Linked DNA regions of Homo sapiens: regions 1, 2, 3, 4, 5 and 6 are each linked to region 7. A link is a contact called in ENCODE Hi-C or POLR2A ChIA-PET data. All regions are on one chromosome and are shown on one strand. Each heading gives the region's core, a stretch centred on a gene start or an enhancer-like site at or near the end of the contact. The rest is flanking DNA. Distances are from core to core; before and after follow the strand shown. Region 1 has its middle 5.3 kb from the start of LINC01283. Region 2 holds the start of MED14 (mediator complex subunit 14). Region 3 has its middle 180 kb from the start of LINC01281. Region 4 holds the start of CXorf38 (chromosome X open reading frame 38). Region 5 overlaps LOC105373175 (a long non-coding RNA gene). Region 6 has its middle 58 kb from the start of LINC01283. Region 7 holds the start of BCOR (BCL6 corepressor).

The links. Hi-C counts contacts between places; a loop is a spot of excess contacts on that map. ChIA-PET counts read pairs that join two places held with the same protein, here RNA polymerase II (POLR2A). Pooled maps may share reads with other maps.
Region 1: a map with no recorded cell type shows a loop between it and region 7 (5-fold over the local background). The contact joins the enhancer-like site here to the promoter of BCOR in region 7. A Hi-C loop is called at or near these places in 2 of 37 single-sample maps with no recorded cell type and 3 of 50 pooled maps. POLR2A ChIA-PET finds 5 or more read pairs at or near these places in 1 of 52 experiments (HCT116).
Region 2: a loop to region 7 is called in a pooled map, with 34 times the contacts of the local background. The contact joins the promoter of MED14 here to the promoter of BCOR in region 7. A Hi-C loop is called at or near these places in 1 of 168 maps with a recorded cell type or tissue (naive thymus-derived CD4-positive, alpha-beta T cell), 6 of 37 single-sample maps with no recorded cell type and 10 of 50 pooled maps. POLR2A ChIA-PET finds 5 or more read pairs at or near these places in 2 of 52 experiments (B cell and WTC11).
Region 3: a pooled map shows a loop between it and region 7 (4-fold over the local background). The contact joins the enhancer-like site here to the promoter of BCOR in region 7. A Hi-C loop is called at or near these places in 2 of 50 pooled maps. POLR2A ChIA-PET finds 5 or more read pairs at or near these places in 2 of 52 experiments (A673 and activated B cell).
Region 4: a loop to region 7 is called in a map of naive thymus-derived CD4-positive, alpha-beta T cell, with 4 times the contacts of the local background. The contact joins the promoter of CXorf38 here to the promoter of BCOR in region 7. A Hi-C loop is called at or near these places in 1 of 168 maps with a recorded cell type or tissue (naive thymus-derived CD4-positive, alpha-beta T cell), 3 of 37 single-sample maps with no recorded cell type and 10 of 50 pooled maps. POLR2A ChIA-PET finds 5 or more read pairs at or near these places in 2 of 52 experiments (T-cell and activated CD4-positive, alpha-beta T cell).
Region 5: a loop to region 7 is called in a pooled map, with 6 times the contacts of the local background. The contact joins the enhancer-like site here to the promoter of BCOR in region 7. A Hi-C loop is called at or near these places in 4 of 37 single-sample maps with no recorded cell type and 4 of 50 pooled maps.
Region 6: a loop to region 7 is called in a map with no recorded cell type, with 4 times the contacts of the local background. The contact joins the enhancer-like site here to the promoter of BCOR in region 7. A Hi-C loop is called at or near these places in 1 of 37 single-sample maps with no recorded cell type and 4 of 50 pooled maps. POLR2A ChIA-PET finds 5 or more read pairs at or near these places in 1 of 52 experiments (CD4-positive, alpha-beta memory T cell).

Annotation. Positions count from the first base shown.
Region 1 is chrX:39,438,364-39,441,974 of GRCh38, forward strand. No RefSeq gene overlaps it. Among named protein-coding and RNA genes, the nearest start is that of LINC01283, 5.3 kb to the left of the region's middle. RefSeq lists enhancers at 1,910-2,189, 2,280-2,329. Within about 2 kb of position 1,953, at least 4 of the 41 ENCODE cell types and tissues checked have a DNase peak (open chromatin) inside an H3K27ac peak, as active enhancers do.
Region 2 is chrX:40,733,777-40,737,417 of GRCh38, forward strand. It overlaps MED14 (mediator complex subunit 14), which reads right to left and starts at 1,766. Exons shown (of 31, transcript NM_004229.4): 1 at 1,422-1,766. The coding sequence starts at 1,636. MED14OS (MED14 opposite strand) reads left to right here and starts at 1,914. Exons shown (of 2, transcript NR_169211.1): 1 at 1,914-2,014. RefSeq lists enhancers at 1,136-2,057, 2,058-2,978 and silencers at 1,374-1,753, 2,014-2,103.
Region 3 is chrX:39,143,190-39,147,183 of GRCh38, forward strand. No RefSeq gene overlaps it. Among named protein-coding and RNA genes, the nearest start is that of LINC01281, 180 kb to the right of the region's middle. Within about 2 kb of position 1,907, at least 4 of the 41 ENCODE cell types and tissues checked have a DNase peak (open chromatin) inside an H3K27ac peak, as active enhancers do.
Region 4 is chrX:40,645,647-40,649,364 of GRCh38, forward strand. It overlaps CXorf38 (chromosome X open reading frame 38), which reads right to left and starts at 1,915. Exons shown (of 7, transcript NM_144970.3): 1 at 1,659-1,915; 2 at 1,361-1,495. The coding sequence starts at 1,874. MED14 (mediator complex subunit 14) reads right to left here. Exons shown (of 31, transcript NM_004229.4): 31 at 2,659-3,718. RefSeq lists an enhancer at 1,096-1,295 and silencers at 1,546-1,695, 1,816-2,115, 1,951-2,131.
Region 5 is chrX:39,194,697-39,198,517 of GRCh38, forward strand. The region is part of intron 2 of LOC105373175 (a long non-coding RNA gene); the gene reads right to left. Among named protein-coding and RNA genes, the nearest start is that of LINC01281, 130 kb to the right of the region's middle. Within about 2 kb of position 2,040, at least 4 of the 41 ENCODE cell types and tissues checked have a DNase peak (open chromatin) inside an H3K27ac peak, as active enhancers do.
Region 6 is chrX:39,491,124-39,494,749 of GRCh38, forward strand. No RefSeq gene overlaps it. Among named protein-coding and RNA genes, the nearest start is that of LINC01283, 58 kb to the left of the region's middle. Within about 2 kb of position 1,613, at least 4 of the 41 ENCODE cell types and tissues checked have a DNase peak (open chromatin) inside an H3K27ac peak, as active enhancers do.
Region 7 is chrX:40,096,646-40,100,450 of GRCh38, forward strand. It overlaps BCOR (BCL6 corepressor), which reads right to left and starts at 1,313. Exons shown (of 15, transcript NM_001123385.2): 1 at 570-1,313. RefSeq lists silencers at 877-936, 1,027-1,076, 1,137-1,366, 1,387-1,506, 1,637-1,806 and 1 more and an enhancer at 3,703-3,805.

The sequences.
Region 1 (3,611 bases), core at 703-3,202, 660 kb before region 7:
GCCCCTACCCCAGAACTGAACACGTTCCTAAGAGCCAGTGTGCATGCTTGTGCAGGTGGCCTGCTGACTCCAGCCTGGCCGAGCCGGGAGGACAGACATTATTTGCAAAATATGTAAAAAGCTTCAAGAGAATCATTCTACTCCAGACCACTAGAGTAGGGCAAGCACTGAGGACTGGTGGCCAACAGGGATGTCTGAAGTACCGACATAAACACCCCCAAAAAGCCAAAGGTAAAATTACTTTGCTAGATGGAGAAGTACAAATTTGGATTTCAAGATGGTTTTAATTCCGGGCTCTGGGAGTTTTGGGGACTGAGTTGAGTGAAAGAGAGAGAGAAATGATTTAGAACCACAGAGTTTTTATGGGCGGTGGGGTCTCTTTCAGCCTGAGCAGACAGATTGAGAAATCTGTAAACAACCAAGGAGCAAGCCCAGAGATAGAGAGCATGGTCTAACAGGCAGAGGGATAATAGCACTCAAGTCAAGGGAGGCCCTGAGCCACAAGAAAATGATTCAGGGCATAACAGACTGAGCCTGGGTGCTTTATATCTGAACAAAAGCATTCCACGTACATGCAAAAGTGACTTCCGAAAAAGAACAGGTTTTTCTAACTGGCCCTTCTAGCCTATAAATTTTGTTTCAACTTTGGCCTCTGGGGCAACCCAAAGTCAAACACCCTTTCTTGTATAAGGCTACCCATGCCACTATCTGCTGCCCAGGGCATGCTTCAGACCTTTATCTTGAAGCCACATTGCCCTGTAAGAGCCCATCTTAGAAAGGCAGTGGGGGGCATTCAATATTAAGCAGAATATTGATGATTCTTGGCTGCCAACTGTCTGAAAGTGTGTTTTCTGTCAGCTCCAGCCAGTGTGTCATTCTGAAAAAGCAAAGAACGCCGAGGGCAGTGACTTCATGACCTTAGGCCATGGATGCTGGAAGAAATGCAGAGGTGGGCAGATAAATTTATCATCCTTAATGGGCTACCTAATTCCTTGGGGAAAAAATGAAGGAGCCACCAGTGACATGCCCCAGGCAGCAGATGGCAGCGTGGGCAGCCTTTTACAAGGGAGGGTGTCTGAGTTTGGGTTGCCCCAGAAGCCGACCCCAAAACAAAGAAATGAATGCAAATAGTTTATTTGAGAAATGCAAGAAACACTGGTAGCGGAGTAGGAAAATGAGACAGGTAACGAAAGGGAGCCAGTCAAAGGTGCATTATCAAGTTGGCTGGCACGGTGGGCAACTGGAGTTTAATCCCACTGGGGAAACTAGGAACTAGAGAGACCAGTGCTTCTCAAGCTGTCTGGGGAAAGTACCAGGTTGTCTGCTGTTGTTATCAATCCATTATAAGTGGATACTTTTGTAAAAATACAATTAAAATGTCACAGCAATGTCAAATTGCTATAAACGTTCGTAAACGCCAACTTTCCATTTGTGTATGTACCTTGAAATGTACAAGCAATAAACATTTCACAGCTTGTCAAGGGCCTGGAGACCACACTTCAAGTAGCACTGGTGGAGAACGCACAACCTTATCCAAGTTATCTCATTCATGGAGCTGGGCTGTTTATACACTAGCTTGCAATAGTCATGTAATTCTTTCATGTGCACGGGCAGTGTGGTGGTCCACAGTTTCTAGAAAGCCATCAGGCAAAGAGACACACACACTGGCAGTTAGGAGTCAGCCTGAACAGGCTGAGGGAACAGGGCGGGGCACCGACAGCATATAGAGGCGCCCACCCTGTCGGTGTCCTTATCTTGCCCCTGTTAGCAACACTCTAGGACTTAAGATGAGGGCAAGGCAGAGGCCAGATGAGTGTATCCTGAAAGCTGGGAGATCTGGAGCCCAAATTCAGGACTTCCCTATGGCTAGTTGTAAAAGGAGGGGGAATATTGGGTGGATTCTACTTTAGCTGCCTGGCCTAGCATCAGAATTCAGCTCTTATAAAAACAGCTAAGCCACTGTTAAAAGAAAACCAAAACCAAAACCATCCCAGCACCCGGTCAGCATTGATAACAAACACAGAGGGGCTTTTTTGCCTGACCGCAGTGCAGGTTGTTGTTTGGTTTGCTCCTGCCTGGAGCTTGTGCTTCACAGGCTTCTTTTGCAGGCTTGTTTTCCAGGGGACCTGGCAGCTATTTCTGACTGTGCGATAAACTCATGGCCTGCAAGATGGAGGCAGGAGGTGACTGCAGTCTCGGTGAAGGGGATTAAGGGATTGAAAAGTTTATCTGGGCTGCCCAGCAGCCCTCGGGAAGACAGACCAGCCTGGTCTCTCTACAGTCACCATCACTAGGGCTGACTGCCATTTTCAGGGCTCAAGAGAAGATGGGGATAAGAGTAATATTAAAATAATGACGATATCTGGAATGGACACCTTCAGACTCCACCTGGGCAGTGACTTTGGGCTGGGTCCTTTACATGCACTATTTCATGGTCCCAGGAACAGTTCTGAGGAGTGTGTTACAGTGACTAGAAGTGACATCACCCATGTCACACTGCTTGGGTCTGGATGCCAGATCTCCCATCTCAGAGCTGAGTGATTTAATGTGCTTCAGTTTCCTCATCTGAGGTTCTACCTCTCTCCTTGAGTTGTTGCTGTATTAAATGTGCTAATCTCTGTGACATGCTTAGAGTAAGGTGAGGCATGGAGTTAGTATCCAGCACTCATGCAGTCCTCAGTCCCAGGCCCTGTGGGGAAGTGACCAGTAGCAGGTTGGCTGGGCCCCCTGCTGCTGAAACACAATTTTACTGCTGTCATGCTGATGGTAGCCAAAGAAAGGAATGTGATTAAGACTTTCCATTTTCTGCTGTTGGCACTCTGTACTGCTACTCCTTCTAAGGCTACCTGGGAAATGTATGACTACAGCCTTGAAGGCCACTAGGGTTTTCACCTCAGGGAACAGACCCCTGGGTTGTGGTCATTTCCTTAACCTCCTTGAGTGATGTTTCTCCCCGACTGTCCTCACATGCAGTTAGCTGTATAGGGTGCCCAAGAGGATGATGGGGTGCAAACCACTCCCAGATTAGGTATGATAAAGGTTAAAAGGCTCACAAATCTGCCTTATCCAGTCCAGAATGACACAAAATCCAGGACTTTGTAATCATTTCCAGTTTCCTAATTAGTTCACCCTTCTTTCCAGCCATGATTCAGGTTGCCAGAGAAAATACAAGATGCCCAGGTAAATTTGGATTTCCAATAAACAATGATTTTTTAGTATAAATATGCCCAAACAACAATTTTTAGTGTAAGTATGCCCCCAATATTGCACAGAACTTACACTAAAAATGTATCTGTTGTTTATCTAAAATTCACATGTAAATGGGAGTCCTGTATTTATTTGTACATCTGGCAGCCCTTGTCCAAGGTCGCAGAAGCATCTCTCAGTATCATCAGAAAAACCTGGTGTCCCCTTCTGCATCAGGTTAGGTATCTCATAAAGGACTTAGATGCAGGTGGTTTGACTGGGAGGTGATCCCAGGAAGCACAGCAAGGAATCAGGGAAGTGAGGCAGGGAAGTGAGGGAAGCAAATAAAAGAGGTGTTAATGAGGACATTACCCCTGTGGGCAGCTGGGGCTCAATCCCTCCAGAGAATCTTCCAGAAACCCAGT
Region 2 (3,641 bases), core at 516-3,015, 640 kb after region 7:
ATCAGGAGTTTGGTGCTGGAGTTGCTATGTTGAAATGCCCATCAAGATACTGAAATGTAGGCATCTGGATATAGAGTCTGGAGTTCATCAGAGAGGTCTGTGCTGGAGATACAAATATGGGAACCATCACATAAAGGGTGTGGGACTATAACTACATACTTATTCTACGGCAATAAAACAGATGTTCCTCTCTTCATAAGCCAAGTCCTAAAATAGTAAAAAGACAACCACAATTCAAGGAATTTCTACAAATCCCCTATGGAAAAGCAAATTACACCACCGATAGCAGCAGTTTTCAACATTTTTTTTCCCACAGCTCTATATAGGCACATACATGAAACTTTCTCATGGATATTCTTGGATTTTTATGAAATCCAACAATAAATGGTGCAGAGAGGTATATCATTATAATAGTCCCTAAACCTGACAGCGATTTAAATTTCTCATTAGCCATGGGTAGGCTTCTTTAACACTACTTTTTTCTGTCCCATTCAAAAAAGTACAATACATCAAAACTGAGAATGACGTTTTACAGGAGTTAAGTAGAGCCTACTCTTTCAGTCATCTGCAAACAAGTATCTGTTATCAGTCTCTAAAAACAAATTACTGTGACGCTTTAGAGCCTAATATCTGCATACTAATGTATCTCAATTGATAACCCTGATCTGAAGTCTTGCAATAGATAAAAAATAAAATTCTGATTAACTTTTTCTGAACCTGGGTTATAAGATGTACAACAGAGTCCCAAAATGTTACGGTGCCTTTTCTTCACACACTGAAATTCGTTAGTATATTCTGATCCTATTCTGAAGGGATTAACAACTTAATCATGCCCCAAGGCATTTCATGGGTAACTAGGTGATTTATAAACCCCCTTCATACTCCAAGAAATAACAGACTACTTACAAAAAAATTTTACTCACACTAACTTCATTAAGACCTCAAACACTCAAAAGTTCCAGAAAAAAAGTACTTTGAATTCAAATTTGTATTTTATACACAACGTATGTAGCTCCTGCATTAACTTAGAAGCAATAACAGCTTACATTTAAAACGTATCGTCAAGAGGCTGTAATACAAATTTCCCATCTATAGAGTTTTTTCTAAAAGCTCGAATATTATGTATTCCAGCCAAGAAATCAAGAGAGTTCTGTTGGGAACTCGGACAAAAATTTCACACAATTTTCAGTGGAAGTGTAACAACACGCAAAATTAACAAGTCTCTGTTGCATCGTTGCCAGGAAGACCCCAGATACAAAGCTTCTTCTCCACCTCTGCTGAACCCCAGGAGTTCAAAAATTCTAGACTAAGCAGTCCAGCGGAGAACACAGCAGCCTCTCGGGGAGAGGGAGGTGCAAACGTCTCAGCCGGTTGGGCGGGAAGGGGGGCTGGGGAACAGGCAGGGGTTTCGGGGCACTTACAGGTCCGTCAACACCATAAGCTCCGAGTAGGCCCGGTGCAGCAGAAATTCAATGAGGGTGCTCAGCCGGTAGCCCGGGCTAGCCGCAGCTGCAGCGGCCGCCGCCACGGCGGCTCCCGGGGGAGGAGGGGCTGGGGCTGACGGGGGTCCGCCGCTGCCCCCGCCGCCGCCTCCGGGCGGGACCAGCTGGTGGTTCTCCAGCTGCACTGGGGCCATGGCGGCGCAGGACCGGGCTTGGCGCAACGGCACACGATGCGGTCCTCGAGCCTCCCGGGCGCTCGGTCACCGCGCCGAAACGGGAGCGGGCAGAGTCGCCACCGCCTACCGCCGGGCCGCCTCAGAACAGGAAGCCGTGCGCCGACCGCGGAAGCCCGCCCCCATGTAGCGAGAAGTCCGCCGACCCCAGGGACAGGAGCGAGGGGCGGGGGGAGGCGGGGATGGGGGGGAAGCAGGGCGGCCCCGCAGAGGGGAAGCTGCGCCTCCGCAAACGCTCAGAAGCAGCTTCGCCAGACAGCCGCAACGTACATGTTGACTGCCCGAGGCGGAAGTCGATCGGCAGAGCGGAAGGGGGACCTGCAGAGGACCTTCCGACAGGTCTGTGTCTGTTCTCTCAGCTGTCTAGCACCGCAGCGCTGGGGGGCGCGTGGGAGTGAGGCGGTACCTGTGAGCGCGCGGGAGAGCGGAAAAGGGAGCCGCGCGCCGCCGGAAACCAGGGTGAGGGCTGAGCCGGAGTCGTCACCGGGAACGTCAGCAGTTGCCCCGCCCTTACCCTCGCCGCTCTCCCTCCCGCCTCCGCCCCCTGGCGTTGTAAAGGCGACAATTTGCCCAGAGAAATCCACCATCGCTTCCTAAGTGGGGCACAAACACAGCCAGGGGAGGCCTCCTCTAAATGTTCGTGAATTCTGGTTCTGGAATCGCGAAGAAATGGGAGCGGCCGCGCGCTTGTGATTCTCAGGCCTTTGCTCCTCCCATACACGTCCACGGCGCGTTACGTGGGAGAACGTTTTCGCCCCTTTTTTTTTTTTTCCAAACTGTGGGAAAAGGTGCTAGAAAATATGATTGCGGGTAGAGACAGGGCCGCTGGCAGAGTAACTCAATTTTAATAGAGTCGGGTGTATGCTGAGGTCGTCACCATCCCCCAAATCCTGTCAGTCCCACACAAAAACGGCCCTTAAATCCCCTGCCACGGGCTCTCATATAGTTTTTGTCCTTGCTCTTGCAGTCACCGCTCTATTCTGAAGGGCTTTTCAGTTCATCCATGCCTACCGACACTCCCGTCCCCCCCATCAAAGTCCACGTTTAATTTTTTGTACCTGCTTTAAAACAGCGATTCTCAACCTTGGCTGCACTTTGCAATTATCTGAGGAGCTGTTTTTTAAAAAAATACTTAGATATATGGGTTCCACCCCTGTAGATTCAGATTTAATTGGTCTGGCTTGAGGTCTGGGCTTGGGGAATTTTTGAACTTTCCTAAGGTGATTCTAACATGCCCTAACGTAGAGATTCACTATTAGAAGCATTCGTTGCTGCGACCCCTTTCAAACATCTTTTTGCAGTTTCATCTCCTCTTGGTGTAAGAGATGTTCATGATGTTCCCTAAGGTTAGAATATTCTTACTGTCATCACTTGGGTAATTCTTTATCATTGTTGAAAGCGGTTCATCTGCTTCTGAAGGTGTAAGCTCACTTGTTCCCTCCCTTGGTGGTCCTAAAGCACATTGAAACAGAATATCATTGTGCTAGTTATTAAAATGCATTGGGATTATTTATACCCCTTACAGATACAGTTGCTGGAAGGCAGCTACCTTATTTTTAAATATTATTTTTATTTTTAATTGATAGTATATACTTATGGCATACAATGTGATGTTTTGAAACATGTAACCATTGTGGAATGAGCAAATCAGGCTATTAACATCTATCAAATGATATACATACTTACTTCTTTTGGTGAGAACATTTAAAATCCACTTTTAGCAACTTTGGAAGATACAAAAGGTTATTGCTAATTGTAGTCACATTGCTGTGCAATAGATCACCAGAACTTATTCCGCCTATCTAACTGAAACTTTGTACCCTTTGACTAATATTTCCCCTTTCTCCACCCACTGTCCTACCCGGCCTCTGGTGGTAACCACCATTCTACTCTTTACTTTTTTTTTTTTTTTTTTTTTTTGAGACAGAGTCTCGCTCTGTCGCCCAGGCTGGAATGCAGTGACGCG
Region 3 (3,994 bases), core at 657-3,156, 950 kb before region 7:
AATGTTATACAGATAGAAAGTGACAGACCCAGGATTTGATCTATTTTATTCTCAAGCCCATATTGTATGTGAACTCAAACGAGATAATGGGATAAGAAAAACAGCCTTGAGCACTTGGGTTCCCCAGACTTATCTGGTGTTTGGTCTGGTGGGTTGGAAGGATGGGTGGACAAAGCATAGCAAGAAATCCCCTTTCTCGGGGATTCCTCCAGCAACAAAGGCTCTTCTTCCTTTCGGACTTTCTCCCTGTAGCCTAGTGCTGGAGGCCTGATCTTACAGCATCATGCAATGTGATGTCTAAGGGCTTTGGAAGTCTAGGCTCTGTCACCTTTTTGGTCATGCTTTCAAAACTTGAAATCCCATTCTCTAGTTACTCGCTGTATCATTTCAGCCTTAAGTCAATGAATGCTGCTGATTGAAATGGATGATTCCTTTTGAAATATGGGGATTCCTTTCATTTTTCCTTTCTTCCTTTCTCCCTTTTTTCTCTCTCCTTTCCTTCCCCTCCTTCCTTCCCTCCTTCCCTTGCACCTACCCTCCCTCCATCTGCTCGTCCTTCCTTCCTTCCTCCCTCCCTCCTTCCCTCCCTCCCTCCCTTCCTTCCTTCCTCCTTTTCAAACTGTGTACTTATTTACTTTTTCATTATGTTTTATCAGATATCTCTCTGTGTTTGCAGTGGGAGCATGGTCCTTGTTAGCTCAGTCCACCAAGTTATTGAAACATCACATATCTCTCCCACTCCAGCCTTCCACCCCTATTCTTGTTGATTCAGTCATACTGCCTTCATCCTCACTTTAAGGAAACCTGAATCATGAGGGTTATAGGTGCAATATCAGTGATGAGTTTGGAGAAGAGGGATTCTGTGGCCTGGGACTGCCTTAGGATAGATTCTGATCCAGAGATGGCGAGTCTGGTCCTGCCTCTCTCCTGAGAGGCACTGCACACATCAGCTGAATCCTTTCTGTTATGAGAAACTCTAATTAATGCATGTGCTGATTTGTTCTTCCCTGCTGAGGATGTTGGATTAATGATTACTGGGTGCCACATATGTTATCTCTTATGTATCTTTAATAAAAATAACAATGGCTACAAGTTACAGTAGCTTTACTGTGTTCAGCAGCCCTGTGCTGTCTTCCATATTCATTCTTTCATTTATCCCTCCCCCACCCTACGAAGTCACTATTGAGCATTATTTGCTTCACTGTACAGAGGAAGGAACTGATGCTCAAAGAATTTCAGTAAATTTCTCAAGGTCACGCTGCTAGAAAGAGGTAAGGTGGGTTGCACACCAAGGCTTGTTTGATTTCATAGCACTTAACCACTTGCCATCGTGCTGTTAGGTTTTAATGTTAAGGGGAAGTGAGAAATTTAATAATAGAACTTGGGCAAGGTAGCAATAAAAATGAGGTAGTGCTGTTGCATCACTCTTACAACTACCCTTCTTGCAATCCCCTTGCCTTTACATTTCAGAGGTGCTTGGAATGCTGATGGAGTTGAATCAGCAAGAGGGCCTGACTGAGAAGGCAGAGGATTTCTGACTCCACAGTTGGCCTTGCCAAGTTGGAGGTGCCCTTCCTGCCTCAACATCCACCAACTAACTACCAGAGAGCTTTGGGGTGTGATGTAGAGGGGAAGAAGGGGAAAGGTGTGGTGTGGAGAGGGGATGGAGTGGGATGAGGTGGAAACCCTGGCTGGTCTTGAGGGCTAGAAACCAACGAGCTCTGTGACCTTGGGGATGTTCCTTAACCTCTCTGGGCTTACTCCTGCTTTGTACCACAGCGAGTTTAAGCTATGTTTGCTGCTAGTTCAGGCAGTCCATGATGACATGATTTTTAGGAGGAGAAAACAGAGACAGATGTGCTGGAAGACACAGGCTCAGAAAGTTTCCGAGCCAGCCAGTCCCACATGAATGCCTACCACTCCAACGTTGTGTCAGTTCCCCTTTGGCTTTCTGACACTGCCTCGTGTCACCATATGGTTCCTGTTAACTGTTAGTGATCAACAGTCAGCTGCATCTAGAGCTTAGCTCCAACATGGGGGGGAGGAGTTTTGGTTCAGGAGTCAGACTGCCTGGGCTCATGTTCTCACGTCGTTGCTTACTTTCTGTGCGTTAGTTTCCTCATCTGTGAAAAAGGGAGAAATAATGGTGCTTTTCTCATGGGGTTCTCTGAGGACTGAAGGATATATTCATGTAAAATGATCTACCTGCTTCATTTGGTGCCAGGTACATGGGCCTACTCCTTCAATGTTAGTAATTACTAGCAGCAATTCAATCAGCAAACATTTGCAAGTCGTCTTCTAAAGCAAACCCCACAGGTAAGTGCTGTAAGGGACACAGAGAGGCATAGCCATGCCCCTTGATCCAGAGCTACATGTTGTGATCACCAGATACAAATGCTGAGGCAGAGTTCTGGGTATGAGATGTCTGTGGGGGATCAACACCTGTGAAAAGAAGGGGGAGAAATAAAAACTCTGCAAAGAAGGACCTGGAACTGTGTGTGATGCAGACCCAACGAAGCCTCCGCCAGTCAGGCAAACTCTGGAACAAAGACTGTCCTCAGAGGGTACAACACCAGACCAAAATGGCCAGGTTTCTACAGCCCTGCCTTGCTCACTAAACCAGACATGGGCCACCCCAGAAAGGACATGACAAGGCCAGTCTCAGCGTTTAGGCAGACTCTGAAGGGGCTGACAACTGGAAGCTGTCTGCAGAGCTGGACATCAAGTCCTTCCTTGAAGGGGGATCTAGGCAACACAATTGAATGCCCACCACACTCAAGGAGTTTATAAATAGTCAAAGGAATAGGCAGAGGACTAAAACAGATCACAGACTGTCCCTGGAAAAGTTTCCAGAGCTTGGCTGAGCTGAGAGGTTATTTGCCCAGGGCTGCCAAAGACAAACTTGTGACAGGGAGAACACAGGTTCTTGTAGAGAATGGGTGGGAAAGCATTAGATCTGTGCCCATGCTACACCAGAGATGGCAGATTGAAGGTCTACCTAGAGAAGTTAAGCCCAGGGTTAGAAACCTGGGAGATGGGGGCCTGGAAGAAGAAAAAGCCAGGACACACATTTTATACATGATTTTATGAATTTGGGTTAATTGAGTGGCAGGCATGAAACTTCCAAAACATGAGCACGTGTCCTGCCCAAGGTGAAGGCCGTGGGTGGGTGCCTGCTGCATGGCACAGTGGAGAACCTGAAGTCCTAAGGGCTGGACAGAAGCCTGATTAAAGACCCAACTAAACAGGTGTTAGGGGGGAGGAACCAAAAACACTATATGGCTCTTGTAAAATGCGAGTAAGTAAAAGTGAATCTAGATTCTCAAACCAGAGGAAAATTAATAAAAATGGCTCCATACCCTCTCTGATTCCCAATGTGTCTCATTCAGTGTGTCTCACTCGTGTCTCCTCAATGTGTTTGTCTAGCACAGTTCTTCATCTATTGTCTTTGCACCACGGTCTTGACCACCATGATGATCTCAACATATTAAAAAGGCTTACTTTGAGGGAATGTGCTGAGTGTAGGTGGTGGCTTCCCATTTTGGCCCTCAAAAATTTGGAGATGCAGCCTGGAGGCATGTTGGGGAGAGCCTGGAATGCCCAGACAAAAAGGATACACTTACTTCAGCCAGAATTTTCAAGTCACTGAAAACTTTGTAATCGGGGGAGGGATGGAGAAATTCGACCTGGGCAGGATCCATTTGCCAGCAGTGTCCAAGGTATTCTGGAACAGTGGGAGGTAGAAGGTAGACACCTAATACTGAGGGCTGGCTGTATTAGTCTGGGAGGAGAAGGAAAGGGTCCTAAGCTAGGAGGGTGGCAGTAGGGAAGAATGCTTGGGTAGTAGAGACAATGCAAGATACCCATGTTTCTGAATTTGGTGTCAAAGAAAATGGTGGGTCTTTCTAAAGGCAACAGAGGGGTCTGGAGGAAGAGCTGGCTTATGGGGAGGTGGGGTAAAGGTAATTAGAGAGAGAGAGAGAATAGGAGCAGA
Region 4 (3,718 bases), core at 665-3,164, 550 kb after region 7:
TGCTCTGTCACCCAGGCTGGAATGCAGTGGTGTGATCACGGCTCACTGCAGCCTCGACTTCCCAGGCTCCAGTGATCCTCTCACCTCAGCCTCCTGAGTAGCTGGGACTACAGGCATGCACCACCACACCCAGCTAATTTTTGTATTTTTTTGTAGAGACGGGGTTTTGCCATGTTATCCAGGGTGGTCTTGAACTCCTGAGCTCAAGCCATCCTCCCACCTTGGCCTCCCAAAGTGCTGGGATTACAGGCATGAGCCACCGCGCCCGGCCCCAATTCCTTTCATTTTTTTTTTTTTTTTTTTTTTTTTTTTTTTTTTTTTTTTTTTTTGAGACGGAGTCTCGTTCTGTCGCCCAGGCGGGAGTGCAGTGGCGCGATCTCCGCTCACTGCAAGCTCCGCCTCCCGGGTTCACGCCATTCTCCTGCCTCAGCCTCCCGAGTAGCTGGGACTACAGGCGCCCGCCACTGCGCCCGGCTAATTTTTTTGTATTTTTAGTAGAGACGGGGTTTCACCGTGGTCTCGATCTCCTGACCTCATGATCCGCCCGCCTCGGCCTCCCAAAGTGCTGGGATTACAGGCGTGAGCCACTGCGCCCGGCCGTCCTTTCATTTTTGAGATTGGGGAGCACAAGCTGGCCCAGTGTCACACCACGGCAGCTGATCCAGGACTCAGATCATCTGCTTCCCAGGCACTGCTCCTTTCCAGTGCCCACCCTGTGCCTGCTGATAACTACTGGCATGTAGACTGACTGCTAAAGTCAATTTGTGTTAGGAAGCCACTTCTGGCTGTCCCTCTCCGTCCCTTACTGGGCAAAAAAATTTCCTACTCGATCTACTTAGTAAGTGACATTGCCAAGATCTGAAGACAGATCCGGCTGCCTACCCCATTCCCAGCTACCCAAAGTGCCTTTAACTGGGCACTTAAGGTGCTATTTTAGCCCTAACTTCCCTTGGCTTACTCTGTCATCCTTACGGCATCCTATAGCCAAAAAAGAGCTGATGAGCTGTTCAGCGAGCCTTACCCTCAAACAGGCCACACAAGAGTCTCCCTCCCTCCCTGCCTGTGCTCATGATGCTCGCTCTGCATCTTGCCCCAGTATCTCTTGTAGAACTCTTTCCTGTAACTTTCCAAGCAGGGGTAACAAACTCAAATGCCCTCAGGAAGCAGACGGGTAGAAGAAAGCTTCTACTTCACTAAGCTGGGTTGGGTCCCGCATACCACCCCTGAACCGCCTAGACCCTTGATCAATCTCTCTCTCTGCATCTGTTTATGAGGCCCCGGCGACCACAAGACCAGATAGCCACCCCGAGTGCTGGGTGACCCGCCGCTTCCTCCTTCCGTCCCCGCCTCAGGCGCTTACCTTGGCCACCTCCCAGGCGTCCACGGGCCAGCGGCCCGGCCGGCAGTTTCCCCAGTGCACATCTCCATTTCTGTTGACATGATGTCTCAAAATCTCCCTTTTCCATTCAGCGCACACCTGACACTGAGGCTGAAACTACAGGGGGCGGCGGTGAGGAGGGGCCCAGGAGGGAGGGACGTCGCGGTGGGCCCCGCATCGCGGAGGGAACAGGACACTTGCGCTCTGGGTCTGGGACAGGAACGGGGATGAGGAGGGGTGGGGTGGGGGCGGTGGTCAAGGCCCCGAGCCAGGTGCTCACCTGGCGGGCGCGAGGGCTGCACCGTGAGCCGCCGCGGCAGACGGCGCGGGGCCCCAGGCCGGGGGCTGCGGCGAGTAGGCCGCGGTGGAAGGAGAGCACCTCGCGGCCGACGAAACCCTGCAGGCAGCTGCGCAGCAGTAACAGGCAGTGGCCCGCCTTCACCCAGTTCTTGTACTCGGCGCAGTTGAGGCGCGCCGCTAGCTCCGACAGCACCATGTCTCCCACTTGGAACCAGGAGGTTGCGGGGCGTGGCGGACGGCAGTGCGCAGGCGCGGAGCCTGGGAAGTACCCGAGGCAGCGGCGCCTGCGCCGGCGGCAGCGACGCCTGCGCCTGCGCGGCGCGGTGCCACCGATCCCGGGGCGGGGCATCTTGACTTCCGGGGCACGTCGGCTCCACCCCACTTGGGTGACGTCTGACGTCTGACGTCTAACAACTTTGGTGCTTGGGGAAGCAGTTAACTATTTGAAACCCTTAGGCCCTCTTCGTCCCCCAAACAGAGACCCTGTCAGCATCCGATTCGACTCCCTCTCCTAATGTAGGGCACTTCTGTTTTAACTTTTTTTTATTGTCCAGATGTACAAGGTGCTCAGGGCACATTGCTTGAATCGTGTATGTTCTTTGCATTATACAATTCTAGAGTTACTGGTTCCTAAGCCCACAGACCAGCTGTAGCAAATTGAGGTATTAGTGAAACGTGACCGCTGGCTGCCTGCGGTGTGCCAAGCTAACCCAAAACTCAAAATCCCCCGCCACTGGACCACCCAGAAGGGGGCGTTTGCCTGTTTAGGGCAACACATCACTTGGATTCTAGAAGGCTGCACACCTGAGCCAGATAAGGGCATCCTGAAGCACCTAGCAAAGGTTAGACGATAATTATCTAGTATTCTTGATTATATGATAATTAGTGCTCCTTGCACATGGAAGTCTGATTTAAGTTCCAAAGAAGTGCCACAAAGGTCAGAAGGCACTGGGATTGTCAACTCCAAGTGACAAGTCAGGTCAGTTTTAGTTGTTTTTAATGAGCTTTCTGAGCTTGGAAAACATGTCAAAATTGTGTGTAGTTAAAAGCCTCTGAGGAAAGAGTCTAAACATTAAACCTTCCCGACTGTGGTTCACAGCAAAAATGTCCAGTGTTTAGGAGCACTAGCTCAGACTCAAACTGCCCCTTCTTAGCAGTTTGATCTTAAGCAACCTTAATTTGATCTCAGGCAAATTACATTTCTCTGGGCCTCCATTTACTCATTTTTAAGAAGAGGATATCAATAACCTACCACATTGGGTTGTTGTGAGGATTAAATACACATTGAAATATTAAGAAAATGCCTAGCACACAGTAAGCTCTCAGTAAATACTTGCTATTATTTTATATTGACCTAAATATGCCCTTTCATCAATCAGTTATATTCTTGGGCAAGGTATTTTAACAAATCACTGGCCACTTGGAAGTGGAGGCAACTTGCAGAAAATTGTGAGCATACCATGGAGTTCCTGGAGTTGTGCAGCACAGTGCTGGCTGGCCTCTGCTAACTTTGTCTTAATAACCTCAATGCTAAATCCATCCTAAGTAAATTTAAATCACATCCTTAGACACACTGTCCATTCTCAAACCGAATGAAAAAAAAATTCCACAAGAAACAATGAAATACACATTAACATTTTCCCTCTATGTCCCTTGAATGTAAGTTCTCTTAAAATTTTCTGTATACTGATTTTATATCAAGAACACTTGGATGATAAATAAACATTAAGGTAAAATGTAATAGGCACTTCTTTTGGGGGGAAAAACTATGAAAGGAACAACTTTTTATATTGAAATTGCATCAGAATCCAGGGTAGCAAAGTTATAACTTCTTGAAGTTATCAAATTAACCACAGTCCAAAGAATGGCTGTTAGTATCCTTTGGCTGAACAGATTACTGTGTTAATTAGAACACAGTTATTAGTGGTTCTTAAATTCAAAGTCATATAAATTTTAGTTTATGCTTGCACTTAACTCACTCAGTTAATTTTCAAACATAAGGTTCGACTCCTGTTATTAGCGACTTGACACGTTCTGCTG
Region 5 (3,821 bases), core at 790-3,289, 900 kb before region 7:
TGCAGAGGAAATTTAAATCTCCTTTTCAAAACATTTGCTGCACCTGAGGGTCCAGTATTCCCCATGTGCGCATTGCCAGAGTCCTTTACCCTCAGTGTGTTGAGCTGCAGTATGGGGATTTGACAGCTGAAGACAGCTCAGCAGGGTGCAGGAAAGCAGACATTTAATGTGCTTTGACAATACAAAGGGTTATATAAACGACCCAGTTTCTGTAATTTTGCTGTAACTGTCATGAGAATTGCTATAGACAGATACGGAGAAGGCCCTGTTTATGCACTTAAACTTTAAAAGGTTTAACCACTAAACACAGTCTCTTTCTCTTCCCCTCCCCTCCTCACAATCCTGCATTTAAATTGCATGGAGGTGGGGGTGCAGGGCCAGGGGATGGCAGTTGAAATAATGGGTTGCCTTTATCCGCCCAGCTTCTGGATCAGCGCCCCACTTTCTGACTCCTGGGCCAAGCACCTGCCCCTGGCCAGCCTTCTCTGGAAGATTTCCTTCCCTACCTGCTCGCGACAAGATGCTGAGAGGGGGAGGGATGGCAGGAAGTGAAATGCACTGGCTCTGAGCTTACGGCTTTTGCCCAATTTAAATCTGGTTCCCATCCCAGTGTTCAGAGCACGTTGCTGTTTGATTCTTGCCATCACGTCTTAGAAGACTTTGCCCAAGGTGGGGGTGGGGATAGTTCTAAAGCCAGACAGGCAGGAGGCAGGAGGGTTTATGCAGGCAGATACCACAGGCTTCCAAGCTAAGTGCCTTAGCAGGGAGAGCTCCCGGCTGCTGCTGACATTTCTCAGACAGGAGATCAATAAGTGGGCAGAGCTTGAAAAGCAAATCATGCTTCGACCTGCCCTGGGGAACCCTCAGCAACTGTCTTGGTAGAGAAGGTGTCCCAGAGGAGGCCAGGAAAGACAGGGGGACGCAGAGAGCCTTGATATTCTGAGATGGGGGCAGGGAAATCGAGACTGCCCAAGGAGATGAAAGGGGCAGATGCTGCCATCCTCCCTACTCCCATCCTCCCTCCACAGTTCTTGCTGAGTGTGTTAAGACCCCTGACTTCTGCCTCCTAGGTAAAACCAGACATTTGGAGGTGGATCTGCAGCTGATGTAGCATTTACAGTCCAAATGAGCTTGGCTTGAGCATGGAAAGCTGCTCCAGCTGAGAGACCCTCTATCTGTGGTTGAGCCCCTCCTACTCTCTGTCCAACCAGCACCCAGGAGGAGTTTAAATATTTCTCCACACTCCAATCACATGGTCAAGAAAATTTTCTAAAGCAGATAGTCATGCACTCACACACACAAAGTGGACCCCACAGAACTGGAAGTAGGTACAAAACTTGGTTCTGATCTGGTAAACCTGGTCCACTGCAATAATTTAAACTCTCTTTTGGAAATTCAGTCTCCTTGACTTTAAATTGTCCCTGTCTTAGTACGTTTCGTGTTGCTATAAAGGAATACCTACCACTGGGTAATTTATAAAGACAAAAAGTTTTTATTTGGCTCACAATTCCGATGTCTGGAAAAGTTCAAGATCAGGTATCTGGTGAGAGCCTCAAGCTGCCTCCACTCATGGTGGAAGGCAAAGGGGAGCTGATGGGTTCAGAGATCACATGGTGAAACAGAAAGCAAGAGAGTGAGGAAGGAGACGCTGAGCTCTTTTAACAAACAGCTCTCAAGGGAATTAATAGTTAGAACTCACTCACTCTTTCCAGAATGGCACCAAGCCATTCACGAGGGATCCACCCCCATCCAACACCTCCCATTAGGCGCCACCTCCAACACTGAGGATCAAGTTTCAGCATGAGGTTTGAAGGGGACAAATATTCAAACCAGAGCAGTCTCTCTCTCCAGTTTGCTTTCCTTTACTTGATCCTCTCCAAGATGGTACCTGGATATGGGGTGGGAACATGCTACATCCTTCTGGTGGTGGAGGAAGGGGATCTATCAGTGTTATCATTCCAATTCCTGGGCGCTTCATGTCTCCACCACAACAGATGTCCCACAACGCTGACAACTGCTGAAGTCTGTGGTTAGTGAACCTGTGGTTTCCTCTTTGCTGACTCAGTCCGTACTCAGCCCTTGCTGCTATTGAATGTCCCCTGAGACATGGTCATGACCTCTATTCAATCTCCCATTCAGGTGGCCCAATCCACTCACTTGACTCTAGAATTTTTTCCTTTTTTGAGCTCTTCTGCCTGTGTCTTGCCAACATCTCTGTTCCCCTAGGGGCCTTTGAGCATTTCTGGCATCTTTTGTGTGCCAAATGGAGCCCAGGATAGCTCAGGAATGCTAACTCGACTTGCTCTCTGCCTCACCAGTAGCTACTTGAGGTTACTGCGGGTACACAGCGCTAGGCTGGCTCCTCCTGGAGTCCCAGACAGAGAGTAAAATGACTGCACTTCTGCCATTGGCTTTTCCTTCACTCCAATTAGACAACTCCCCTCTCTGAAACTTTCATCCAGACAGAGCTAGAAGGAGCAGGATTTTCTGGTCTAGTTGAAGCTTCACTCATGCCATATATACTGTCTTCCTGATCCAAGCTTCCTCATGGTTTAGCCTTCATGGCAGAGGCTGGATGGAGAAAGAAATGGTTTCTCTTCTCAGTTTGGGTTCTTTTGAAAGCAAAGCATGACACAAAGTCCTGGGTGAAGGTAGCTTATTTCAAAGGTAATCCCAGTGAAGAAGTAAAGTGAATGAATGGAGAAAAAAGAAGGGATTAAGACACAGTAGGAACAAATATCAATATAATGGAGGGCAACAGGGACTGATTTCCCAGGAAAGCATATAGAATGCCTTGTAGAATTGTCCACTGGAAGGGCAGGAGGTTGGGGCATTTATTCACTAGCCACTGTCTGACCCTGGTGAGGATTGTCCCTGAGGATGTTAACTTTCTCCCATTTCTGAGCTACACAAGCACATGACCTGGGCAAACTTTCACATAAGTAATGAAGGTTCAGGGGCAGAAAGAAGACAGACGCTTGGCTTAAGGTAAGTCTGCCCATTGCAGCTGAGGCTGAAACTGGAGGTGGGCCAAGGGGGTGATGAAGGTCTCTAGAAGTGTCTGATATACTTCCCCAAAGGAAATTTAAATGAGGAGGAATTATTTAGACCATATTACTGTATGCCTTAAATATTTGGTCTAATCTCCTTGTTTTAATGGGAGAAAACTGAGGCTCTACAAAGTCCTGATTCACCCAACATCAAAATAGTCAAACCCTGAGCCATATCTACAACTTGAGTGCTGGAGATTCAGGTCAGAGCTCTTTTTACTGTATCATACAAATCCATTCAGCCAACAATAGAATCTTTATTAACTATCCATGATGTTCATAGGATTGTGAAGTATAACGATAGTTCCTGCTTTCAGGGAAGTTGTAATCTAGATGACAGAAGTTTGTTCCCCAGTCATTATATGTACTTCTTAGAAAGGTATTGGCTTAGGTATCCTCTATTCGATCAGCTAGTACTCCAGAAACATAAGGAAGAGACCAAAGGGCACCCAAAATACAGAGTGCTTATGAGAAATATGCACTCAGAAAGTTATAACTGGATATTAATCTGAGCTAGGAAGGTGTAGCAGGCAGTCTCTAAGAGTCTTGTTCCCAAGATCCCTGCCTCGTAGTATTCATCCCTGCCCTTGTGAAATAGTCTCCTCTTTGAGTATAGGCTGGACCTAGTGACTCACTTGTAATGGATAGATTATGGCAGAAGTGATGAGATGTCTCTTGCAAGATTAGGTTATAAAAAGACCATGGCTTCGGTTCTGGGTGCTTTCTCTCATACTCTGTTGTGTTGTTGGCTCTGGAGGTGGCCAGCTACCA
Region 6 (3,626 bases), core at 363-2,862, 610 kb before region 7:
CCTTTTGGGTCTGGACATCCCCACTTAGCTTTCCACAACCCCAGTGCTCCCTATAACTCACTTCCAGTGAGGCCAGCTATCAGTTGCCATAAATCATTTTTTTTCATTTTGTGGGTCTGGTATGGTGCTATTAAGAGGAGAATGAAATATTTCCTATACCCATGTCTCTATCAAAGGTGCAGAAAAGAAAGGGCTGTGTCTTTAAAGGAAAATGGTAGTGAACATATATCTTGGTGGAATTGGAGACTCTTCTTATGTCATTACTATGCAAAGCATTTCCCCACAGAACACAACAAAGCCAAGGATGCCATTCTGGAATGAAAAAAGAAGGAAAAACCAGCCTGCTCATTCCCTTACATCCCTGTCCCATCCCTGTAGGAGGCTGACTTTGCAACTCATGCCGAAAAGACTAAAGGTTCTCGAATTTTCTCTTTCCAAGCTTCCCGACAACATGGCCCTAACCAGGGTTCTCTCTGATCTCTCTCCAGTCTCCCCCGAATTCAACGGGACTTTTCAGAGGAAACGTGATAAAGTTTGCAAAGTGCCACTTCCGCTTTTGAACAGCTTTTATGGTCTCTGCTGCCTACATAAAGCCCCGCCCCCTTATCCACCAACTCCTCCCTCCCATGCAGCCTCATTCTCCACTCCCCACCCCCAGTTAACTCCTCGACCCACCCTGCTTAGCCTGGCTCAGCCATATCTAACTGAGCAGACGCTACTGACACCAACAGAGTGTTTACCTCTTTGTGCCTTTGAGCTAGCTTTTCCTTCCATCTCAAATGCCTTTCTTTATGAAATTGAGGTCTTGCTGGCCTCATTATCTCACCCAGCTCAGGAGCTTGAGGATGTCATGGCAGACTCCCAGAAGTCAAATTTTCATGCAGGCCTCTAGATTCCTGGAAAGATGACTTCAAAACCTTAGAGTGTTTAATCGTGCCATCTTAGGGGATTTACTGTGCTTCTCTAATAATAGATGATGGCCGGAACTTGGCCTAGCCTCTGGGAGCAGAGCAAAGACTCCCAGGAGGCAGGGTTCTCCCCTCACCCACATAAGAAGGGTAGCTGAAGAGGGAGAGTTCTGGCAAATCCTGTGTTTGAACCTAGCACTGGGGATGTCAGTTCTGGACACCAGTCCCCAGAAAACTCAGTCTAAGTGATACTGTTTGGGAGTCTGAGAGTTTTGTAATCATTCTGAAATCAAACAACATAATTTCAGTGGTAATTACTTGAGGAGGACAAAATCATTGAACCTCAGAGGCAATAAAACCTCAGTGACCTGGAAACACAAAGACAGCTGTGGGCATCATGACAGCCTGGAGCTTGGGGGTGAGGATGAAGAGTGGACTGGGGCAAAGATAGCAACTGCAGGAACTTACTGGCAAAGAGAGGAGTCTGAGTGCCCCTGGAATTGTCACCTAAGCTCCTAACACTCCCCTTCCTATCATCTAGCCTCCATCTGCTAACAAACTCCTACTCACCAGCTATGCCCCAGGTGGAATATTTGCTCCTCTGGGAAAGTTGCCCAGATCAGTTTTCCTTTTCCTGTCCTCCAACTTGACGGCTTTCGTAATACCTTTGCTGCCTGAAGCTCAGTACAGTAGGCACCCCATCAAACAGTCCTTCCTCCTCCGTCCCCTTGCCACCACAAATTACCCACAGGCTTCACTTCCCTAATGGTGCACTCATATTTCTTGTTTTCTGTGGCAGCCCTTTGATAAAAAGCCAGTTCTCCCTCTTAGCTATTCTCTGCTTTGGACTAGGTACTTTGGACTTTCTGGAACAAACTTGCTTCAGCCGAGGCACAGACTCAATTCCCCTTTGCTCCATGCTCTGTAGCTGTGTGCCGACTCAGCTACTCCCGCACACAGCCCTGGCTTCCAGAACTGCAGCCTGGGCCCAGTTCCAAGGGCCTTGGTTGCACAGTGTGGGATAGTAGAGATCTCAGCAATCAGGGCCATTCCCACCTGCATGTTCCTGCTGCTCATTCATCCTGCATCTCATTTCTAGTACCTCCTTGTATCTTTGTCTTTCTTGCCAACCTGTGCTTCTCAGAGGCCGAGACTCTGTTTTATCTTTCTATGTCTCTTCAAAACTTCATATGAGGCCTGACATCTAACAAATTATGATAGGTAATATTGTTTGTCCATCATTCTTTACTCCTTGTCCCTGACACTTTTTACTGTGGACAAAGTATATTTCCCCATCCTCTGACTCTGAGCTTGGTCATGGAAATTGCTTTGGCCAGTGGAATGTGGGTGAAACTGATAGTGTGTCAGCTACAAGTTAAAGCTTTAAGCTTCTGCCAGCCCTCTTGAAGCTTCTGTCCTCTGTTATGAAATAAGCATGCTCCAGGTAGCCATTGCTATTTCAGCCAGGGTCTCAGAATAAATCTATGTGGAGCAAGTATGAATCCAAACTGAAGTCTGGATTCAAATCTAGCATGGCTTGAACTGTAGCCAACCTCCACATTTGTGAGTATGAAATAAATGTTTGCAGTCGTAAGTCACTGACATTTGGGAGTTGTTTGTTACACAGCATGATTACAGGAAAAACTAATTAATACACAGTCCCTAAGGAACACTTCTGAGGGATAAACCAGTGGGGAACAAATAAGTGAAAGTAAAACTTACTCTCAAGAGACTAAGCTTAGCTCCAAATATAATTCACAGTAAATCAGTGGTTCTCAAAATGTGTACCCCAGCCCAGCAGCATCCATGTCACCTGGGGATTTTTAAGAAATGCAAATTCTGGGGCCTCTCCCCACACCTACTGAATCAGAAACTCTAGAGGTGGGGCCCAACAACCTGTATTTCTATAAGCGCTAGAGGTGATTCTAATAATCCACCCTTAAGTTTGAGAACCTCTGCAGTTACTGCTGAACTAGAACAGCTTCCTTCAGTCTAGGAATCATTCATTTCCTGAAATGCAGACATTCCAGAATTTTAAATGATAAAGCCCAATTAACCTAATGCCTTGACCATCTCCAATATCATCATCCCATTTAATCAAAGGTGACCTGAGACATTCCATCCAGGTACAGAACTTCCTAGTCCAGTGGCTCTCAACTTCAGCAGCATAATAGAATATCTTAGAAACTTTCAAAAATCCTTATGCTCAGGTCACACCCACACCAATTAAAACAGAATCTCTTGGGATGACACCCAAAATTCAGAATTGTTTAAAGCTTTCCCAGGTGATTCCAATGTGCAGGCAAGGTTGAGAATGGCCTTTCCATTTTCAAGGGACCGGGGCTGGCTCTGCAGCTGCCTGCTCTCATTTTCCACCATGCAAAGCATGGTGCATGGCCCTCCTTCCCCAGGTCTTCAGAACCTGAAGGCTTATTAGATATCCTATGACTTGGTGCATTTGCAGCAAGTTTAAGAGACTGAGTCTGACCAGGGAGGGCTTGGGGAAGCACAGAACACTGGCTATAAAGACATGGAGTAACTTCAGTTAGTCATTCATTCTTCCAACATATCCAGAGTACCTTCCACATGCCAGGCAGTATGCTAAGCACTTGCAAGTCTTAACAGCTGCAAAACTAAGCCAAGCAGGCTTGGAAGGTGAGGGCCTGTGTCTGCACAGAGGACCCCACGGGAGCTTGAGCACTGAAGCATCACTTACAG
Region 7 (3,805 bases), core at 63-2,562:
CGCACGCACACGCCGACGTTCCACTTGGAGGAACGACCGGCCCCCGGAGAGGCGAGACGAGGCGGCGGTGGCGGCGGCTGGGGGTTTTTACAGTTCTTTCCCGAGTCGAAAAAGAAAGCAGACGGCAACCCGCTGCCCTCCCCTTCCTGCTCGCGAGCTAACGCCGAACCCAGCTTCCCAGCTTCCAGCCCACCTCCCCCCCCTCCGCCCGACTCGCGGCGCTCAGCGGCGACCGCGCTCCCGCGCACAGACACACACAGGCTGCAAACTTCCACTCTGCGAACTCCCTGCTCTCCTCCTGGCCCACCGGGAGGCGCCAGGCCCCCAGCCGCGCCCCCTCCCTCCCTGGTGCCCACGCGGGGCCGCTTAGGTTGGCTGCATTTTAAATAACATAGCTATGAAATAAAAACGAAAGCGAGCCAAGCAGCCAAAGGGAAGCGCGAGGCAAAAGCTTCGCGGGGTACGCTGCGGGAGGGGGCCCCGGGAGAGGGGGCCGACTGCAGCCCTCAGCGCGCCCGCCCGCCCACCCGTCCGCGGTCTCCCGGGGGAAAGGTGTTCCGGGCACTGACCTGAAATCCCCGGTGGGGGAGTAGGCAGGGAGCCTGCGATCCGGCTCTTTGAAGTTTTCCCCCAAGCGGACTCGAGGCGGCGAGAAGGAGCGGGGGGCGGTTGGGTGGGTGGAGAGAGATATGAGGGGTGGGGGGGGTTGGCGACGTTAACGAGCGGAGAAGGAGCCGGGCCGGAGAAGCGCGGCGAGCAGCAAAGTTTGCGGTCCCCGGCTGCCCGCAGCCCGCTCGCGGCGCCGCGCTCACTCGACTCCCTCGCCGTCTGCTGGCAGCCGGCTGCCCTCGGGGTCGGCCCCGCCGAGGGGTGGGCTCTGGGCCGGGTGGGGGCGGGGCGGGGCGGGCTCGGGGCCTCCGGGCAGGTGGCGACAGCCCCGTGCGATCCTCCGGGCTCCCGCAGCTGGACTGGGCTTGGCCGAGCTCAGCAGCTCCCGCGCTGCCGCCGCCGCCCGCGCTCGGGCAGGAGCCCCAGCGCCATGTTGACGGTTCGCCGCGAGCGCCCGCTCGGGCTGGGTGTGTGTGAGTGTGTGTGAGTGTTGGCCAAGTCGTCCCTGCGCGGCGACAGCGCGGCTTGGGCTCTCCGCCCGGCGGCTCGCGGGCTCCCCCTCCGCCGCCGCCGCCCGCCTAGCTCCCGCTCTCGGTCGCGGTCTGGGCTCCTGCGCGTCTCCCCCGCAGCCGCCGAGCTCGGCCCGCGTTCAGCGAGGAGCGCAGCTCTGCCTCACCTTGCCGCTGGGAGCCCAGGCTCCGTCTGCCGCCGCACGCCGCGATCCCAACGCGTCCCCCCTCCCTGGTTCCCTCCTCTTCCTCCTCCCCCTCCCTCCGCCCGTCCTCCCTCCCGCCCGCCCTACCTCCCTCCCTCCCAACAGCCGCCTCCCCTCCCCCCGCAGGCGCAGCGCTCGGGCGACAGCCGCCCGCCCGCCGCCGCCTCCAGCTCTCGCAAGTTTGAGCTCCGCCAGTCTCCGCTCACCCTCCGCTGCGGCGCCTCCGCGGCGGGGTTTCGGGAGGGGTGATTCCCCAGGAAAGGTTTGCCCGAGTTTCCCCGGCCGTCATCGATGCACGGCCCGGCACGTTTTGGCCTCTCTGGATCCGAACCCCGGACCACTTGGGTGGCGCCCCCCCTCCTCGTCCCCCGGCCTCCCCTCCCCAGCTCGGGCCGAGTTGGCTGCGCACGCCCGACCCGGGCGCACGTCCTGGGCGAGCCGGAGACCGACTTGGGCGGCGGCGGCGGCGAGGGCTGCCGGCAGAGCCAGAGCCGAAGGGATGGGGGCGGCGGGGGCGGCTCTCCCAGCCGCGCGCCGAGACTCCCCTCGCTACCCAGAAGGCCAGTGGAGGACCGCAATTACCATAAAGCGCCTCGCACTCCGCTCAGCCAAAGCTGTCAAACCCCAGCGGCAGCAGCCGCTGCCGCCGCCTCTTGCCACCAGCGCTGCGCTCTCCCGGCCTCGTCCCCTCCGAGACCCAGCGGAGCGTGGCCTGTGTGCTCCCGTGCTCACCCCCACCCCAGTTTGCCCCTTCCTCCCAGAGGAGCCCTTTCCCATTTCGGTGTTAAAAGCTACCTGAAAACACCACCCCAGGCAACGGTGGCCGTTCCGCCTGAACTCCGCGCCCGAGTTCCCCGGACGTTTCAATTGTGTGGGAATTGTTTGGAGGTGGGGGAAGGGGGGAGCAGCCCGTGGAGGCACCGGGAGGCGTGTGGGGGGCGGTCGGCGAGCGGAGATCCGCCTGTATTTCTCCCGGTTCTCGAGCATTTTCACGGTCTGTACCTCTGATGGTTGGAGGGGCTGCCCAGGCCCCTCGCCCCGGCGTTGGGAGATTATCTCCCGCGTTTTATTTTCCTTGACAGGGAGCAACTTTTGGCTTACACCGTTCGCCCCATAAATTTCCACTCGGTAACGTCGTGCTGATCGGTGCTTGGCGGCGGCGTACAGCCTGCGCCCGCAGCAGTTCAATTCAATTGACACGTATTGAGCTTCTCCAGCGCACCCGGCGCGGCTCTGGGCGCGGGGGGAGGGCGGGGGCAGGCGGGAGGGAGGGGGAAGCGGAGAAGCGAGGTTCCGGCCTCCCCGGAGCGCAAAGCCTCAAGGGCGAGCCGAGAAGCCCTAGTTGGTGAAGCTGGCGGGAAGGGGTAGGAGTGGGGGAGGGGGTATTCCGGACTAACCGCGCCCAGACTGCGGGCCCGGACTTCGCGGCCAATGGTGACCCCATTCGGCTGCCCACTAGGGTCTTTTTATACTGGGAAGGGGGTGGGGTGTCTCTTTCTGCCTAAGGACAAGATGGTGCAGGCTCCATGAAACATAAATCTGAAATGGAGGTGGCTTGTAAATCCACACGGAAAGTTTTTAAAATATCCTGGAGTGTCCCCATGCCAAAAATAATCAAAAGCATCTCAAGTTGATTACTAAGTCAAGGTCAAGGCCAAAATCAGCTCTAGCTAGCAGATATTTTCCCTTTTAAAAATTAGACTCACTACTGACTGTGGGACTGGTATTAGGTGCGATTTTATTCATTCTGTTTTAGTTCTCAGCACATAGTTATAAAAACAGCCCTTCTCAAAGCAGAAGTGAAACATCTCTACCGTTTGAAACCCGAAACTTCGGCAGAATTAAATCTTCATGCTCCAGAGCTGCTTATAACAACTGATGCAAAAGACAGGCGAGCAAGTGCCCCCGCGAGCAGTGCCCAGCCAGGCTGGGCCGCGAACGCTTCCAGGACCAGCGCCTGCAGAATGGAATGCACGCTTTTTTCTTCCTGGTCTTTCTGGGGGTGGATATCTCTGCAAGCCAACCCACACATTTTTTTAATCTCCGGTAACAAGCAGAAAGACACCTGGACTATTATGCTGTAAAACTATTTTTTATAAAGACATTTTAGGACCAGACATTAAAAGTTATTAGATTGAACGCATGCGAGTTACAGACACAGCTGGAGAAAAGGCCTCTGGTTGTGTGTTGTGGCAACATTTCTTTTTGAAGCGACTCCTTTTATTCAAAACAAGTCAAAAATAACCGGGAAGGCTGAAGCTGGGTATTTGTGGGGAAACTCTGAACGTGGTTCCAGGCGAGGAGGCCGCTCTGCTGCTGCAGGCTGGACGGGAGAACTGGCCTGGGCCAGTGTGGAGCCGTGCCAGGCTCTTCCGGCTCGGTTAGGCCGAACCGCAGAGGCCCTGGCCCGGCGCCCAGCCACCTTCTATCCCCTCCCCTCGTCTCCCCAACTCTGCCCCCAGGCACAGGCTTTTCTCGGAG